Regions from separate parts of the Homo sapiens genome. Here region 2 is linked to region 1. A link is a contact called in ENCODE Hi-C or POLR2A ChIA-PET data. All regions are on one chromosome and are shown on one strand. The core of a region is the stretch at or near the end of the contact, and the rest is flanking DNA. Distances in the headings are between cores, read along the strand shown.

What was found. Hi-C counts contacts between places; a loop is a spot of excess contacts on that map. ChIA-PET counts read pairs that join two places held with the same protein, here RNA polymerase II (POLR2A). Pooled maps may share reads with other maps.
Region 2: a loop to region 1 is called in a pooled map, with 6 times the contacts of the local background. The contact joins the promoter of MEG3 here to the promoter of LINC00523 in region 1. A Hi-C loop is called at or near these places in 28 of 168 maps with a recorded cell type or tissue (HepG2, IMR-90, Panc1 and 15 more) and 25 of 50 pooled maps. POLR2A ChIA-PET finds 5 or more read pairs at or near these places in 3 of 52 experiments (AG04450, HepG2 and endothelial cell of umbilical vein).

Annotation. Positions count from the first base shown.
Region 1 is chr14:100,655,503-100,659,701 of GRCh38, forward strand. It overlaps LINC00523 (long intergenic non-protein coding RNA 523), which reads left to right and starts at 1,766. Exons shown (of 2, transcript NR_024096.1): 1 at 1,766-2,208.
Region 2 is chr14:100,823,753-100,827,951 of GRCh38, forward strand. It overlaps MEG3 (maternally expressed 3), which reads left to right and starts at 2,366. Exons shown (of 10, transcript NR_190993.1): 1 at 2,366-2,465. RefSeq lists an enhancer at 1-666.

The DNA.
Region 1 (4,199 bases), core at 516-3,015:
GTATTTATCCTCCTCATTTAACTGAGGGCTGATTATTGTGCTGGGACTGGAGCTGGGCAGGCAGCAGTGCCTGGTGTCTCTGGCTTAATTACAGCTGGAGGAGACGGGAGCAATGAGGCGTGAGCTGCTGGTGACTCCAACACAGGAAACGCTCCTGCAGACGTCCTTCCCTCCTCATTTTTAAGAAATACATGTACAAAGCCTCCCCGATTGAAAAATAATGACCCCACTGGATGGTGACTTTTTGGGGGGCAGCAGGGTCTGCCCTCAGCCTAGCTTCTGGAGCCCCTCCTCACTCTGGTGCTCTCCCCTTTAGCCTCCATCTCCTGACCTCCTCCCTCAGCAGGCTTCCGACTGTCCCCTGGGCTCCAGATGGCAGGGATGGGTTTGGAGAGGTGGCACTGTGAGGTGTGGGGAGGCCTGGCTCCTGCTGGTGGTCCTGAACAGAGGCTGCCATTAGGGTTACAGGTGAGACAGATGGGCACAGATGGGCAGAGCCGATGGCTCTGGAAGTTCAGGGGGTGGCCCAGGGTGGCCCATCTTGCTGGGGCTGCAGTTTCCCTGGGCAGCTGGATGTTGGCTGGCAGCACTGGGCAAAGAGGAGACAGAAGCACAGAAACGGAATCAGGCAGCCCAGCCCAGCCCTCTGTGTCCTGCTGCAGGATAGCCTCCAGTCAGGTAAAACAGGTGGTGGCTTCAGGACTTGCACAGACAGAGCATGTGCTATGTCACTGGGAAGGAGCTCACCGGGAGACAGATGGGGCCTTGGGAAAGCGGGTTCCTGCTGTGGAGCCTCAGTTTCCTCATCTGTGACACGGGGCTTTGGTGAGGGTTGCTGTGAGAATGAAGAGTGAGTGATTTGTGAACAGCCAGCTCACGGCTGAGAGGTGGAGAAAGAAGATGGGGCTGTTCTCTTCCCCAGCTGGAGTCTTGGAGGACAGCAGCTGCCCAGAGGAAATGGAAAGTTAGGTCCGAAGGCTGCTTTGAAATGGTTGGAGGCTGGTTACCCTGAACCCAGCTCTGGTTTGGCTGCTATCAGCTGGCTCACTGGTGAAAACCTCAGAGCTTTTTTTTTTTTTTTTGGTGGGAATTAGAGCCCATGATGGGTGCATGTATTTGGAAACCATAACACTCCATTGGCACATGCGAGAGTGGTTTGCGATGGAACTCAGTCCTCACAACACTGAGGAAACACAGTTGGGAGACTGAGGCACACAGAGAAGGTGGCTCACCCAGGGCCACACGGCAGGGAGATGTGGCAGCTCTGATGGGGACGTCCAGCCTGGTGGCATCTCAGCATACACAGTTAGGGGGTTCCTCTTAGAGAGAAGGAATACAAAATCCTGCGGCGGTGGATATTCAGACATGTGTGGAGTCCCAGCAAGTGGTCCATTCTATATTAGGCAAATATTAGAGACGGCAACGCAGCCAGGCCCTCCCTGCCAGGAAGTGTGGAAACCCTGAGGAATCAGCACCCGCTGTCACTCGAACCCAGGCCTGGACTCCTGCCCCAGTGCTCTTTCCACCAAAGCACCTTCCTCGAATGCACCCGGTTTCCTGGGAGTGAGCTTCTTTGCCACTGGAATGAACAAAAAATCCAGATGAGGATTTCAGGGTGGCTCTGCCCTGCCTGCCTCACACCGCCCTTTCCAGAACAGGCGGGGGAGCGCGAGGCAGGGCGGTTCTCGCTTGGAGACGGGTGGGTGGACTGGAGGGCAGAGGCAGGCTCTGGGTTCTGCACCCATTTACATATCCCCTGCGCACTGTCCGGAGCACTCCTTCCCTTCCCTGGTTCCTCAAGGCACGGCTCCCCCAGGCAGATGAAAGCTTAATAGAGTTTTGCGACATGAAAGTCAGTCGGAGGAAAGAGCCTTGAACAGTTGTGCGTGAGAGAGAGGCAAGCGCCCGAAATTATTTTACGACAAAGGCAGCTCTCTCTGCCACAGAGGCACAGAGGAGAAAGGAGCCCAGGAAACGGGTCATTTCTTTCGTGGAAAAATGGAAATGCTCTGAAGCATTTTGGGAGACGTGCTGTGAAGCAGGTGACACCAGAAGACAAGGACACTGGGGGCTCCCTGCCGGGAGGCGCAAAAAGCAACTCCCGTTCGAGGGTCAGAGGAGCCTGGATGCTAATGTCTCTCCAAAGTGACTTGGAGCCAACTGCCGGAAAGGCCATGCCCTTAGGAGCACAGGCAGGTCCCAGCTCAGGTGAGCCTGAACCTTCTGCCCCATCAGGAGGTTCCAGTGGGAGGAGCTCAGGTGGGGAGGAGTCGGAAGTCAGGATTTCATGCCTCCCTCATTGGCTCTGGGGTTCCCTTTAAGGTGGACACTCGGTGTGGGCAGTGGGAGGCAAGAGTGAAGCAGAGGAGAGCAAGCGTGGTGGTTTAGCAAAGTAAAGCAAAGTAAACCTGGAGGGAGCAAATGACTTTGTCCTGGGTGTGAAAGGGTAAGGCCCCATTGTAGGTCATTTATTCATTCAACAAACACGGGTTGAACTGTGTCTTGGGCTGGCCTCAGAGAAGCTCAAGAAAAGAAAGATGCTGTCATTGCCCCGAGGAGCCACTGTCTGGCATGCAGGCCAACTGTGACAAGCTGTGGTCCAGGTGAGGTGGGGTCTGGACAAGCCAGGAGGGGTTCACTGTGGATGAGCCAGGGAATGGGGAGAGGCCCCAGAGACGGGCTATGAAGACCAGTCTTGGGGCAAGAACAGTAGGTGGGGAGGGGAGGGAGAACCTTCCAGCAGGAGGATGCACCTGTGGCTAAAGCTTGGAGGTGCAGGGAACGCCCCCAAGCACCTGGGGCCACAGTGCAGGGTGTGGCCAGGACAGGAGTCCTGGAGCTGGACAGCCTGAGGGGCCACATGGTGCTGGGCTCTGTTCCCGGTGGGGAGGGGTGGGACTGTCCCTGTGGACAGCAGGGGGCTACTAGGGGCCCTGGGGAGTGGCAGTGAGGGCAGATACAGGATGTGGCCAGGTGGCGCTGGCTCAGGCAAGTGGGATGGGGAGGGGAGCAGAGGCTGCAGCCAGGAGGGCAAAGGGGAGGTGGCTAGGCCATGGAGGGGAGGAGGAGCATGGGGAGAGCAGCATTGGGGGAGCTCCAGAAGGCCCCTGGTGTCAGAACAGAGGGCAGACCTGCTCCTCCTCCTCCCTCCCTCTCTGCAGCTGCAGCCGGAAGGGCCTTGTCCCTGGGAGGGCTGCCTTGACTCCTCCCCTCCAGCCCAGGTGACTTCCGTGCCTCTCTGTGTCCTCCAGGGTGCTGGGCCCCTGGCCAGCCTGTGGCTCCTCCATGCCCCTGAGTGTGTGGGCAGCTCTGCGGGATGAGAGGATGTCAGGGCAGGGCCCACCCTGAGCTAAGTCCAGTTGTCATGGATTTTCCTTTGTTTATTCCATCTTGGGGTCAGACCTAGCCCAGTGCTGGCCAACCCAGCAGTTGTGCTAGCCCAGGACATATACGGGAGGTCTCATGTGTGGCCCGAGCCCACCCTGTCTCGGTCCAGGACTAGGAGGCTGAGGGTCTGGCTGGGGGCAGCATCCCTGGACAGTGGGTGTGGCCAGGGGGGCTCCTTGCCGGGGGATATGCCACAGAGCCCCGCTTCACCACTCAGGGCTGTCCCCGTCCAGTTGCAGGGGACCTGCAAAGTTTGCTCCCCCATGGGGACCTGCAAAGTTTGATGGGTCTGTGTGGGAGTCACTTGGCAAAAAGGGGACTGGCTCCTGCGAGAATTCCCAAGAGGATTCGAAATCCCTGGAGCTTGCCAGACTTCTGCTAGCTGGGGCCAGGGCACTGCCGTGACTCCTCAGTTCTCCCGCTAGGGAGATGGGGCTAAAAGTCTTGCTCTGCCCACCGCAGGGTCTTCTTGGGAGAATAAAACGAGGCCAAGCGTCTCCAGAAAGCTTGGGGCTTCTGCGATCAGGGGGTTGGGATGGAGGCCCCACAGAGCCAGTATCAGCAGAGCAGGGCAATAACCCACATTTCATAATCCTTGAACTTGGACAAACAGACACTGGGTCCCATGTCAGCAGGCCTAAGGCCGGAAGGGTGGCTCGCCACCTTCTGAAGACAGGGATCAGAGGCCCAGACAGGGATTCCGGGGCCTTGGGGCCCCAGCACCATGCCCGAGCTCCACGTGAGAAGATGAGCTCAGGCCTCCGCTCCCTCTAAGCTGGTGGGTGGGAATTTGGGATGGGATTTGTGCGAGG
Region 2 (4,199 bases), core at 1,116-3,615, 170 kb after region 1:
TAGGGACCATCTTGTCCAAGTCTTTCCTTTTTCCAGATGAGGAAGTAGGGGCCCACAGAGAGGGAGGGCCTGGACCTCAGCCTCCCAGCGCGGAGGGAGCAGAGCCGGGATTCAAACCCGTGGTGCTTTGTAGGAAACCCGTAATTTCCACGGTCTTTTTCCTTGGGCTGTCAGTAAGGCCCTGAAATAGGAGAGTGGGGTTTACTGTGAACCTCGAAGGAGCAGGCTCAAGAGCCAGGGGGCCCAGAATAGGGCAGAGGCTGGCTTCTCACTGGGAGGCTCAACTTCCCGCAGGGGCGCCAGGCCCTGACAGGAGAGACTGGACATTAGGTGTCTGGAAGTTTCTCCTTCTAGGGGCTCCAGGAGCATCCCACCTGAGGCCTGGGGCTCCCACCGGAACGTCAACTCATGCCCTTGTGGGGCTGCAGGGCTGACGCGGGCTGGCACTGTGTCTACGACAGCCTCCCGGGCCCCCGGGTGCGTGGCTGCGGATGCTCTCTGGCGGCCACCACAGTTCCCACGCGCGGCGGGTGAATGCGAGCCCCTTGTCAATGCGTGCCCCTCGCCTCTGCCCCCGAGAGGCTAGCAACCGGGCCTGCCGGCGTCTGATTGGCCGTGGGGGCCTGACGACAGGGGCTCCTGGTTGCTGATTGGCCCCGGCCAGCTCTGGCTGTTTCCTAGCTATTAATACTGTGGCTAATAAACGTTCTCCTGTTGACGCGGGTGCTCGGAGCCATGATTTTTTGAAGCGTTCTTGACGTCTGTGGCTGGTGCGGGCGTTTCTGCTGTGCAAGGCCTGCTTCCGGGGCTCTAGTCCCTGGGGCTCCTGGCAAGCTCCACAGGCTGTAAAGGGGGTGTTTTCTTTCTCCTTCGTGTTACCTGACATATTAAAGCAGCGCCCCATGAGGACCCCAACGTCCCACGTCTCTATCTCCCCAACAGTGCGCCTGTTTATGAAAAAACGAGCCCCCCACACGCCGTCCCAAGGCTCGGCGCCTCTAGTGACCTGACGGTCAATGTTCACCTCCCTAGTCATTAGCTGTGGACGTAGAAATAGCCTTTCTCCCTTCTTTTCAGCCCTGGAATCTCCCGTCTGCTTTACAGTCACCTTGTGGGATCGTTGGGCATGGGGGGCTCCCTCTGACGCCGCTTAAACCCCCCAAAGAAGTGCGGGGGAGCGATTCTGACTTGATGCCCTCGGCGGGGCCTCTCTGCTGTCCTCTTTGGGGCCCCTTGCTCATCCTCACCTGCTTTCTGTCACCGAGCACTCCATCCTTGTCCTCCTGGCTGCCACCCACCTGTCACCCTAAGATAGATCCTCGGTCCCTTTCAACAGCATTTTGACCTTTGCGAGAGGACATTTGATTGACGGCCCTGCACGCTCTGCCACTCAGAGCCGGGCAGAGCTGCCGAGGGCTCCCACCTGTTAGGGATTAACTCCCATGTGCCAGCTCCGGAGCCGAGGCCGCGGCAGGGCTCGGCGCAACATGTGTCGCTGCCTGTTTTTCGGGGCGCTGGGGCTCTTTCAAAGGGCATGTGTGTGGGGATCACCCCAACTTTGAGGGGTAGCTCAGGCATCTCCACATGGGACACAGTCCGCCCTCTAAAAGTACTTTCCTTAGAGGGCACGGCTCCTGTCTGGATTCTTATTACAACCCTGGTGTGTGTGGTGGGGGGTACCCCTGGTTAAGGTGGAGGAAGCGGACCCAGTGGAAGAGGAAGGGGCATAGCGGGTTCCGCGAACATGAGTTGTAAGCGGCAGAGCCCGGGACTCCACAGCCAGGGTTTTCTGACTCGGAGACGCGGAGCTCTGTCTCCCATGTCAAAGAGAACCAGTCAGAAACGCACGGGTGGGCTGGGAGGGGGTGACAGCCTCTGGCTTACATCTGGGAACCAGTTATGTCGCCCGGGCATTTTATTTTCCTGAACAATAAGAGAAAGCATGATTTTCTTTCGCTAAGCCCGCATCCTCCGATGGATGTTCCGAAACCGCCAGGTGTGGGATCTGCGCCCCGACAGCCCCACCTTGGCCATCGGCCGCCTGAGGACGGCCAGCCATCGGGGCGATTCCCCCCACACATTGTGCCTGAATTCACCCTGCCTGGCGAGCCGGGCTCACGCAGGGAAAAAGCACCCGCGACCACAGGGTGTTGGTCATGGCGGCCAGGGGCACTGCGGCAGAATTTTTTCCTCCCTTCTTTGCTGCAATCTGGGTGCGGCTAGAGCAATTTGTCATAGAATCTGGGGGGCTCATTTTTCCGGCCAATCACTTTTAGAGAAATGAGCGCATTGCAGCAGAATGCGCTGACGTCAGAGACCACCCCTTCTGCGCCTCCATATAAACCCCACCCAGCCAGCCCCTAGCGCAGACGGCGGAGAGCAGAGAGGGAGCGCGCCTTGGCTCGCTGGCCTTGGCGGCGGCTCCTCAGGAGAGCTGGGGCGCCCACGAGAGGATCCCTCACCCGGTGAGTGGTTGGCCATCCTTGCCGCAAAGGATGTGCAAAAGGAAGACGGCATCCGCTTCTGGGATGGGCTCTGTCCTCCTGGACATGCCGAGAGCCTGCCTGATCCTGGGTCCTGCTGCTGGAGGCGGCCACTTCGCCTGGTCCCCGAGCGTCCGCAACAAAATTTGTCAGAAAGAAAATCTTGAGGCACATTTCCCTGGGGGGAAGTCAGGGCTCCTCTCTGGAGGGTCCAGTCCTTAAGGGTGGGCTGGGTGGTAGGGACTTCAGTTCAGAGGAGCGGGAGGAATCAGATGGAACTCCTCTTGGATTCGGGTATACGGCAGTCACTGGGGGGCGAACCCCGGATTTCCTGTATTAGAAGCCGCCTCTAGAATCGCGTTAATAGTGGGAGATATGGCGGCGATGCCTTCTGCGTGCCCCATGAATTAGGGGGGGAAGCACCCGAATAGAAGGGTCTCCCGGGCATATTTGCCTCGCCAGCTGTTGGCCAGGTTTTTGGTGGATCGTGGGCGGGAGGAGTGGAGGTTCCTCTTCGCGAGGTTTTCCGAATCCAAATACACAGGTTTAGTGCAGTGTGGACCCCAGGCAAAATGTGGAGTAAAATTTCTACCCGATATCATCTGGTTCTGCCCTGATCAGCCACTTTCACAGTGGAGAGAGATGGCGCCCAAGTGCAAACCTGCCAGTAGCCCCCTAGGATCAGTCCTTGCCGAAGGGGGGTCGTGGGATTGGGGGCACTGGGAGAATAGATGCAGGGGGTGGGTTGGGGAGGAGAGAAGGCCGTGTCCTTGGGTCTGGGAAGAGGGAGGAGAGAAATGCAGAAAAGGGGGTGTGTTGCTGGGGTCTGGACGCTGGGAGCTGGGGATGGGGTGCCGCGGGGGTCTTCAGAGCGTTGCGTGGTGGTCGCTCGAAAATCCTGACATGTTGCAGTCTTGGACTTTTGGTCAAATCGCCTTTTGCCATTTCCTTTGTCAGAGTCAAGCCCCCCCAGGCCGCCCCCTCCCACCCTGGGCCGGCGGGCCTGGTGGGGGCGCAGGCGGGTGGCTACGTGGCAGGTTTCTGGAAGGTTTCCTGGCTGGCCGCGAGAGGGCGCTGGCGGCACTGCGGAATTTTGGGGGGCGGGGTGGGGAGGGGAGGTGGCCTTTGTTCTCCTGATGGAGGGGGTCGGGCGCGGGATCTACTGGAGGATCCTGGATTCGTTTACCCAAGAGGGAACAGTTTTGAGACCCCCCGGATTCACTGCGGAGTGGCCGCAGAGGCCGGGGTCGGCCTTTGCGCCGTGGCTTCGGGTGTTGTGGAGGCGCACAGAGGCACGTTAGTTGATTTCCAGTGGTTTTTGGTTTCGGGGGTCTTAGGAAGGTGTGGCTCATTTGAGCAGGATGGAGAGAGAGGCTGTGACAAGGTCAGTGAGGGGCCATCGTGCGGGGGCTAGAAATTGTTGTTGTGGCGAAGGAGGGAGGCACGACTTTGGAGGCGTGATGTTGATGCCTGGGGGCGAAGGCGGGGAGCGGCGTGGTGGCCCCCTTTGCGTTACTTTCCAGCGATGTCACAGGTTCTGTCTCTCGTTCCGAGACCACCCACATGCGTGACAGCGGTGCCTGGAGGACTGGGTCTTTCTGACTTTAGTGAACGTGTGTTTAATTGGATTGACGAAGGTGGGAGTCGGGATTTCTGCTTTTCCCTGTAGCAGGCGGAGCGGCGCTCCAGAGGGGCCTGGCGCAGGTCCGCTGGGTG